Linked DNA regions of Mus musculus: regions 1 and 2 are each linked to region 3. The links are chromatin loops, found by intact Hi-C in ENCODE. Cell type or tissue: heart. All regions are shown on one strand.

Region 1 (2,500 bases), 240 kb after region 3:
ACGATTTTCTTGGTGATGGAAAAACAATTGCTTATCTCTTTGTCTCTTCTAGTTACTAGTAGCCAAGCCCTGTCCAAGGTGAAGAACTGGGCCTTGCCTGGAGCATCTTATGGTCCCTGGGGGAATCATAGTGAACATTAGCATCCTATATCATAGGGCTTATGAATGGCTTCCTCTCTACAAAGGTTTTCATTTAATAATTTGTATAATCTGTTGTCAATGTCAGAGTTCTTAGAGACAAGAGGAGTCCCAAGAAATGGGTCACTAAGTGGGCGACTAAAAGGTAGTCTTCCAAGCTTCCTAGAGAGTTCTAGGAAAGCGGTAAATACAGCTTTGATGTCTATCACAGTCTTTAGGACATGGACCATTTATTTGTCTTATTATCTCAAAGCAGATGTATCTAGAGAAATGTGTACCAGGAAACAACAACAATAACAACACAAACAAACAAACACACTGGTCCAGCACTCAGAAAGATTGGGAATTTCAGGCCAACTACACTGCATAGCAAGACCTGTCTCAAAAAAACCAAACCAAAATGTGGAAGAACTATAATCAGCACTCGGTGAAGTGTCCAGCAACAAGAGGCTCAGGACATCCTTTGCTATCTATCAAGTTCAAAGCTAGCCTGAGCTACAGGAGACTATCTCAATTTACAAAAGAAGATATCTTTTTTTTTACTCACTTTGTAGACCAGGCTAGCCTCGAACTCAGAAATCCGCCTGCCTCTGCCTCCCAAGTGCTGGGATTACAGGCGTGCGCCACCACTGCCTGGCTTAGTGAGTTGTTTCTACGAGATTATTCTCTCTTTTTTTTTTTTTAAGATTTATTTATTTATTATATGTAAGTACACTGTAGCTGTCTTCAGACACTCCAGAAGAGGGAGTCAGATCTTGTTACAGATGGTTGTGAGCCACCATGTGGTTGCTGGGATTTGAACTCTGGACCTTCGGAAGAACAGTCGGGTGCTCTTACCCACTGAGCCATCTCACCAGCCCCCGAGATTATTCTCTTAAAACCAACTTCTCAGGTTCCCTTCAACATAGAAAACTGCCCCAATGTGGACAATCTGGTCTGTTTCCCTGGAATGTAGAAAGAAGGCACTGCCTGGTGGTAACAGCGCCATCTTGTGGCACTTTCAATTGTCTTCCTCTGAATGTCCTGGGAATTTATTAAACCGTTTTCCAAATATAGATATAAATTGCTATTTCTTGGTATTAATGTCTTCTTTTGTAAATTGAGATAGAGTGTCCTGTAGCTCAGGCTAGCTTTGAACTTGATAGGGAGCAAAGGGTGTCCTGAGCCTCTTGTCTCTGTCGCCAAAGTTCGGATACTGATCTCAATGGTTTTGTTGTTTCCGTTCTCAGTTTTGCAACATGGCCTCATGTAGCCCAGGCTTGCCTCCACAGACATATACCACCACTCCCGACTTGATACTCTTCATGAATGTTATCACCACAACTCTACACTCAGCTAGCTCTCCACAGGTATAATTAAGCTATGTTAGGTGTGGTAGTTTTCAATAATATTTTCCATTTTTTGTCTGTTTTTTTTTTAATTTTGTTATGCTGAGAAGGAGCCACTTTTAACATAATCAAGTATATTCATTTCCCCCAGAAAATCCAAGATGAGTTTTGGTTAGAATGGACAGTAATTGCTATTATTTATCTAACACTCTGTCCTCTGACATTTGGCTACCTTGTTCCCTTAACCAAAATCACAACAGCCTCTGCCTCAAGTATTGTTAACAATCTGCCTGAGAATGTAGCCAATGAGACCAGAGATAGTTCAATTCTGTCCTCTGTGACAACCAAGTCTGACAAGAAGTCTGGGACAATTCAGACCAAAGGGAATTCACCTCAGCCTCCTGAGACAAATCTGTTTCCTAGTGTCGCCAGCTCTTCCATGGTGACTCGCGGCACTAATCCTCCCACCGTGGGACTCTGTCTACAGGTAGTTCATCTCAGGCCTCTAGTACAACATCGTCTTCTGGTGGCACCAGTCCTCCCACCACAGTACAAAGTCAATCTCCAGGTAGTTCATCTCAGGCCTCTACTACAACATCGTCTTCTGGTGGCGCCAGTCCTCCCACCACGGTACAGAGTCAATCTCCAGGTAGTTCATCTCAGGCCTCTACTACAACATCGTCTTCTGGTGGCGCCAGTCCTCCCACCACGGTACAGAGTCAATCTCCAGGTAGTTCATCTCAGGCCTCTACTACAACATCGTCTTCTGGTGGCGCCAGTCCTCCCACCACGGTACAGAGTCAATCTCCAGGTAGTTCATCTCAGGCCTCTACTACAACATCGTCTTCTGGTGGCGCCAGTCCTCCCACCACGGTACAGAGTCAATCTCCAGGTAGTTCATCTCAGGCCTCTACTACAACATCGTCTTCTGGTGGCGCCAGTCCTCCCACCACGGTACAGAGTCAATCTCCAGGTAGTTCATCTCAGGTCTCTACTACAACATCGTCTTCTGGTGGCGCCAGTCCTCCCACCAC
Region 2 (2,500 bases), 250 kb before region 3:
CTGGGGTTCACCGGTTACTTCCTCCTCAGTGATGGGATGGGATCCTCAGTGTGCCCAGCTTTTGGGGTGGATTCTTTGGCCCTTGTGTCTGTGTGGCAAGCGCATTAGCGACAACTACCTCTGCACCCCTTATTTTTGTCAGCATCTTGTGTAGCCCAGGTTAGCAAACTCCAAGTCTTCCCATCTCAGCCTTCAAGTTTACAAGCATTACAGATGTGTGCCACCATGCTCAATTCATTTATAGATTTATAAAATTGGAATCTTCAGCTGTCTTCTGCTGAGTCATTCATTCTTAAAATCTTGCAGTGTTTTTGACTTAGTGCCCCCTTGTGCCGCCATCCAGGCAGCCCTCTCCCAGTCCTTGGGCTCCTGGCTGACTTTCTCTTTATTTGTTAAATATCACTTGCTAGATTTACCCACACCCCTCCTGATCGGGCTCTCTCTCTCACCTCTGGTCCACAGTGCCTGACCAACGTAGACTTAGGTTGTGCCTGACAATGTAGTGCCTGTCTGTAATATCACTGGGGTCAGTGACAGAAACCATGAGACCAGGAATCTATAAAAAAACATCTGGGAGGGGCTGGAGAGATGGCTCGACAGTAAAGAGCACTGGTTGCTCTTCCAGAGGACATGAGTTCAACTCTGAGCACCCATGTGGCAGCTTATAACTGTCTATAACTCCAGTTCCAGAAGATCTGACACCCTTATGCCAACATACATGCACATAAAACACCAATGCACATTAAATAAACAGACTAATAATAATACTTAATAATAATAAACAGTTGGAAACCACTCCGTGAGAGCAAGTTCTCCACCAAGACATTGAATAATTACAGGACACTAGGCATTTGATGGTCATTGGTTCTTTTGATTGTGACAATCTCCTGCCCCCATATAGAGAACTTTCTATTTTAGTATGTAGAAATTAGAATTTAGAGTAAACCTCGGTCAGGCTGGCTACCTCACTTATAGGCAGTCCCTGAACTCTAGCCCAGGGAAGGAACTCTGGTGGCTGTCCCATATGGCCAGCCCTGCACTCTAGGAGTGTGCCACTAGGTGGCAGCAAAGCTAACGGACCCAGGAGAAACCTCTGGTTGAAACTGGTTTTTGTTTTATAAAAGTAGCACGGACTTTTATTGATGTGACTAAAACTAGATTATTCAACAAAATAAACATTAACCAAGCAGGCACAGTCCATGTGGTAAAAGGGCAATAAAGTAAACAGACCTTTAAACTTGGACCTTTCTACCTACATTTTGGCAATGTAATTACTCAGAGGAGACTGTCTTCTGGGGACTCACCAGGCTTGGATGATACCTCACTGTCCTACGCAGTGAAGCCTTTTGAGGGGGAGTTGAGCTTGCCTGTCCTCTAAGGAGGGCTTCCAGGGAGAATCCAGGTGCTCTACCACTGAGCCACACATCCTAACCCAGTCCTTCTGAGAATAGGATTTGTCATGTTGTCCAGGCTGGGAATATACCCGAATGCCTCCAAAAACTATTTCAAAAAGAGAAATACACACTCCACTTGGGAGAATGAAGAGATGAGAAGTTTTCACACTTTTAGATTAGAAAGATGGTATAGTATGTCCTTGTGTTTTTGTCTTGGATATTTTTGTTGTTGTTATTTTATTGGGTTCTTATACCTACCACACTTCCAGTCCTTATTCCACCTTAATGCCTTCCATCCTCCCACCGCAACACTAGGTAAGAAAGAGGTTTAGAAGGGAAAGGTATAGACCTCTTTATACTACTTCCTGCTGACTAGGGGCATTGGGTTCCGTGGCAAATCCAATCTCTATCTTCAGGACATCTCCAACCAGCAATCCAGCAATAGCAAGTGCAGCAGAGCCCAGGAGGAAGCAGGAGGAACCAGAAGCAGCCTCCACACGCGTGCTCAGGGCTCTCGCATTTATACCCTCTCAAGAGTCGCCAGAATTCCAAATATAAACAATTTTTTAGCTGGCAAAGATCACACCCCTCCTAGAATATGAAAAAAAAATCACAGCAGCTGTGGACAAACTAAAGGAACCTCTATCCCACACCTGAGATTAAAACAAAAACATGCACATAGCATAACTGGGTTTTTTTTTTTTTTAAGAAACCAAGATTCACCATATATTCTTCAACACACACACATCATGAAGGACTTAAAAGGTTGTTTTTCTGCTTGCCTCTGCTGACAAAGCAGTTGGCACGGAGCCAGACCATACCCACTCAAGCCTCGAGGACAGGGTACTTGGGACTGGCACACAGACATCTCTCTTCACATGGTCAGCCTACGAGCAGCCCGGCCCCACACTCAGTGTTTTGCGGACAGAGATCTTTGAACTCACAGCATGGGTTGGTCACTGGCAGGTGCCGGTCTCATCGTGCTTGTCTGTCTACTCCACAGCCAGAGGAGAAGCTTCAGGCCCCAGACATCACTGTAAAGCTGGAGGCTGCTCCTCCCTGCAGCTGCCAGCACAAGTCAAATATGGCCTAGTGGTCCACAAGTG
Region 3 (2,500 bases):
CCATAGCTGCTGTGGGTTCCCGAGTGTATTGATCGTGGCATGTCCAGAGGACAGTGCCCACAGTGCTCCTCCCCACCCACAGTACTCCTCTACACTCACAGTGCTCCTCCACACTCACAGTGCTCCTCCCCACCCACAGTGCTCCTCCACACTCACAGTGCTCCTCCCCACCCACAGTGCTCCTCCACACTCACAGTGCTCCTCCCCACCCACAGTGCTCCTCCCCACACCTGGGGCCTTCAATTCTTTCTGCCTCATCTGAGATGGTGTCTCAGCCTTGAGGGTGGGATGGAGGTCACATAGCTGTCCCATTTAGAACCGAGGACTCACTCAGTCATCAGTTCAGTCTCTTTGACCAGTTATGCGTCTCTGACCAAGATTACAGGGAGCACTGGTCTATATGTGTCACTATTTAGAAAGAAGCCTGACAATATGTCCACTTAGCAAAACCACACTGTGACAGATGCTGGGCAGGGTTGCTTCCCACCTCAGAGACGCAGAAGCAGCAGTCTGGAGAGAGGAGTAATTTCTAGGAACCCAGGCTTCTGCGGTCAGCCCCTTGCTGGTCTAGCAGAGAGGCAAAAATCTGAGTTATCAGACTTAGGTTCCTGTGTAAGGCCTATGCCCTAAGGCATGGACTTTTGCCTAGGTTTATAGTATATACGTGAGCTCTGTCCTGTGGAGCAGGGTGAACACGAACATTCTGGCTGCTCCTCTGGAGTGTGAAGTCAGCCCACATGGTGGCTAAGAAGGACAAGGCTTGGATCTTTCAGAATTGCTCAGCACTGGCTTACAGAGACAGGCAGTACATATTTGCATGGAGAGAGCCCACGAGGAAAGGTAGCCAGACTGCATGGCCTTTTTTGTCCCTGCAGGAGCGGTCGGCTAGTCTGTAGCCGCCATAAGGGAGGCCTCCATGCCCTTACTGTGAGACCCCTGTCTTGCACCCCATTTTTAGCACCCTGCTTCAGTCCTGGAACGGGAACAGGGGCCAGGTTACCACTGTGGCATTACCTTCCCAACCAGCTCCTGCCCCTTGTGGTGGACACCAACGCTGCAGGCTTTGTCTCCAAGTGGTTTCCAGGCTGTGGGGCAAGGCCTGCCTGGAGGGCCGGCCTTGCAGTGCCCTCCGTGGCCTCTGTGTGGAGTTGCAGTCTGTGTTCTCTCGGGACCTCTGGGCAGGATACCTCGCCCCAGGGCAGCTCACTCAGCCCTTCTCCCTTCCACAGTCCTAGGAGGAAACACCCACTCCTGTGTGTGGATTGCTTCTCCAGAGCTGGTGTTTATGTTTTTGTTCACCAAGGACTGTCATGCACACACTCTCAAGTGACACTGGACAGGGCTGGGCAGGGTTACTTGAGAGATGCCGAAACAGCAGCCGGGAGAGGGGACGTTGGTTCTGAGAGCGCCGCTGTGCAGCTAGCTCCCAGCTGGTCCAGCAGAGAGAGGCAAAGTCTGGGAGTAGGCAGAGAACTATTTCAATGAGGGCCTGACTTTCATTCCAGCCTTGGTCCCCATGGCCCTGCCTGCCCCTAGCAGTGCTGGCAGAGTCCGAGGGAAGCAGGGAACACCCTAAGCTCTGGTTCAATGCTAGACCTCTGTCCACCTGTATTTTCAAACTGCATGGGGTTGGGGATCCCTGCCCGGTGTCCTCTGCTCCTACAGGCTTCCGCATGGCCTTCTTCAGAGATGGGCAGTGAGGTGTAGTGTGGGACAAAGACTATGGGTCCCAGTGTTCTGCTCCCAGAAACCTGGGGATAGAAAGTCCCCTAACCCATTGGTCTGGAGTGTGCTGAGAGCATAGCGCCCATCTTTGTTCCAAACCTCTCACTTGACTGGTGCTCAGCCAAGGCTTGAACTCACAGATCTTTGCTGTGTGTGTGTGTACATATGTACGTATTTGAGGAACCGGGGAGAGGGACACTCTATATGTATTATCCTAGTCACCCTTGAAACACCTAGTGGGGGCCGTGAGGTAACAATGCCCACTTTATAGACAAGGGAGTGGAGACTCCAAAGAGCTGGTCCAATTTTCCTAGATTGTGTAGTAAGTGGCTTGGCTAGTATGACCTCAGAGGCGCCATGTGCCATCAGGTAGAGGTAGGGTCTCTATACTGCTTCCATTCTTTCAGATCAAGAGGGTCTGAGAGCCTGAGTTCTCAGCCAGCCTTCTCTTGTGGGGGTCAGATGGTCAGAGCCAAGCCCCTAGAGGGGTAAACAAGAGATGAAATAGAAGCCTGTGAACAACACCAGGCAGGGTGGTGACAAAGACATGCTCTCCCAGTGCCACTAGGAACTGAGATCTCGGACAAGCTCAGCCAACAAGTGCTAGATTCAGGTCCAAAGTCCGGCAGGTTTATTGTCAGGCCACCGAGGTCACTCCCCACGTAGCCTGCCTCTCACCCCTGGGTTCTCCAGCAGCTGCCTTCTTCCTGGAAGGCGGGGTGATACAGCAGGTGGCTCCACACTGGTCCTCTGCATTGAGCCCGAGGGCAGTCCC

Evidence for each region. Peaks named below come from ENCODE experiments on the same cell type or tissue, not always from the same donor. Only the 100,000 strongest peaks of a DNase experiment are listed, where the experiment ranks them.
Region 1: it touches region 3 in a loop (6-fold over the local background); 8 of 42 quality-filtered maps call a loop at or near these places.
Region 2: it touches region 3 in a loop (2.5-fold over the local background); 2 of 42 quality-filtered maps call a loop at or near these places.

The regions. Positions count from the first base shown.
Region 1 is chr16:33,796,980-33,799,479 of GRCm38, forward strand. It overlaps Muc13 (mucin 13, epithelial transmembrane), which reads left to right. Exons shown (of 12, transcript NM_001382834.1): 2 at 1,954-2,500. Among named protein-coding and RNA genes, the nearest start is that of Gm15658, 2.1 kb to the left of the region's middle. In heart, a CTCF peak has its summit at 1,136 (motif pointing left); no DNase peak of the experiment used is centred here.
Region 2 is chr16:33,305,693-33,308,192 of GRCm38, forward strand. No RefSeq gene overlaps it. Among named protein-coding and RNA genes, the nearest start is that of Snx4, 55 kb to the left of the region's middle. In heart, a CTCF peak has its summit at 1,050 (motif pointing right); a DNase peak (open chromatin) is centred at 1,029.
Region 3 is chr16:33,559,358-33,561,857 of GRCm38, forward strand. All of the region lies in intron 4 of Slc12a8 (solute carrier family 12 (potassium/chloride transporters), member 8), which reads left to right. Among named protein-coding and RNA genes, the nearest start is that of Slc12a8, 42 kb to the left of the region's middle. In heart, a CTCF peak has its summit at 1,049; DNase peaks (open chromatin) are centred at 1,134 and 2,104; H3K4me3 peaks cover 570 bases; H3K27ac peaks cover 1,592 bases.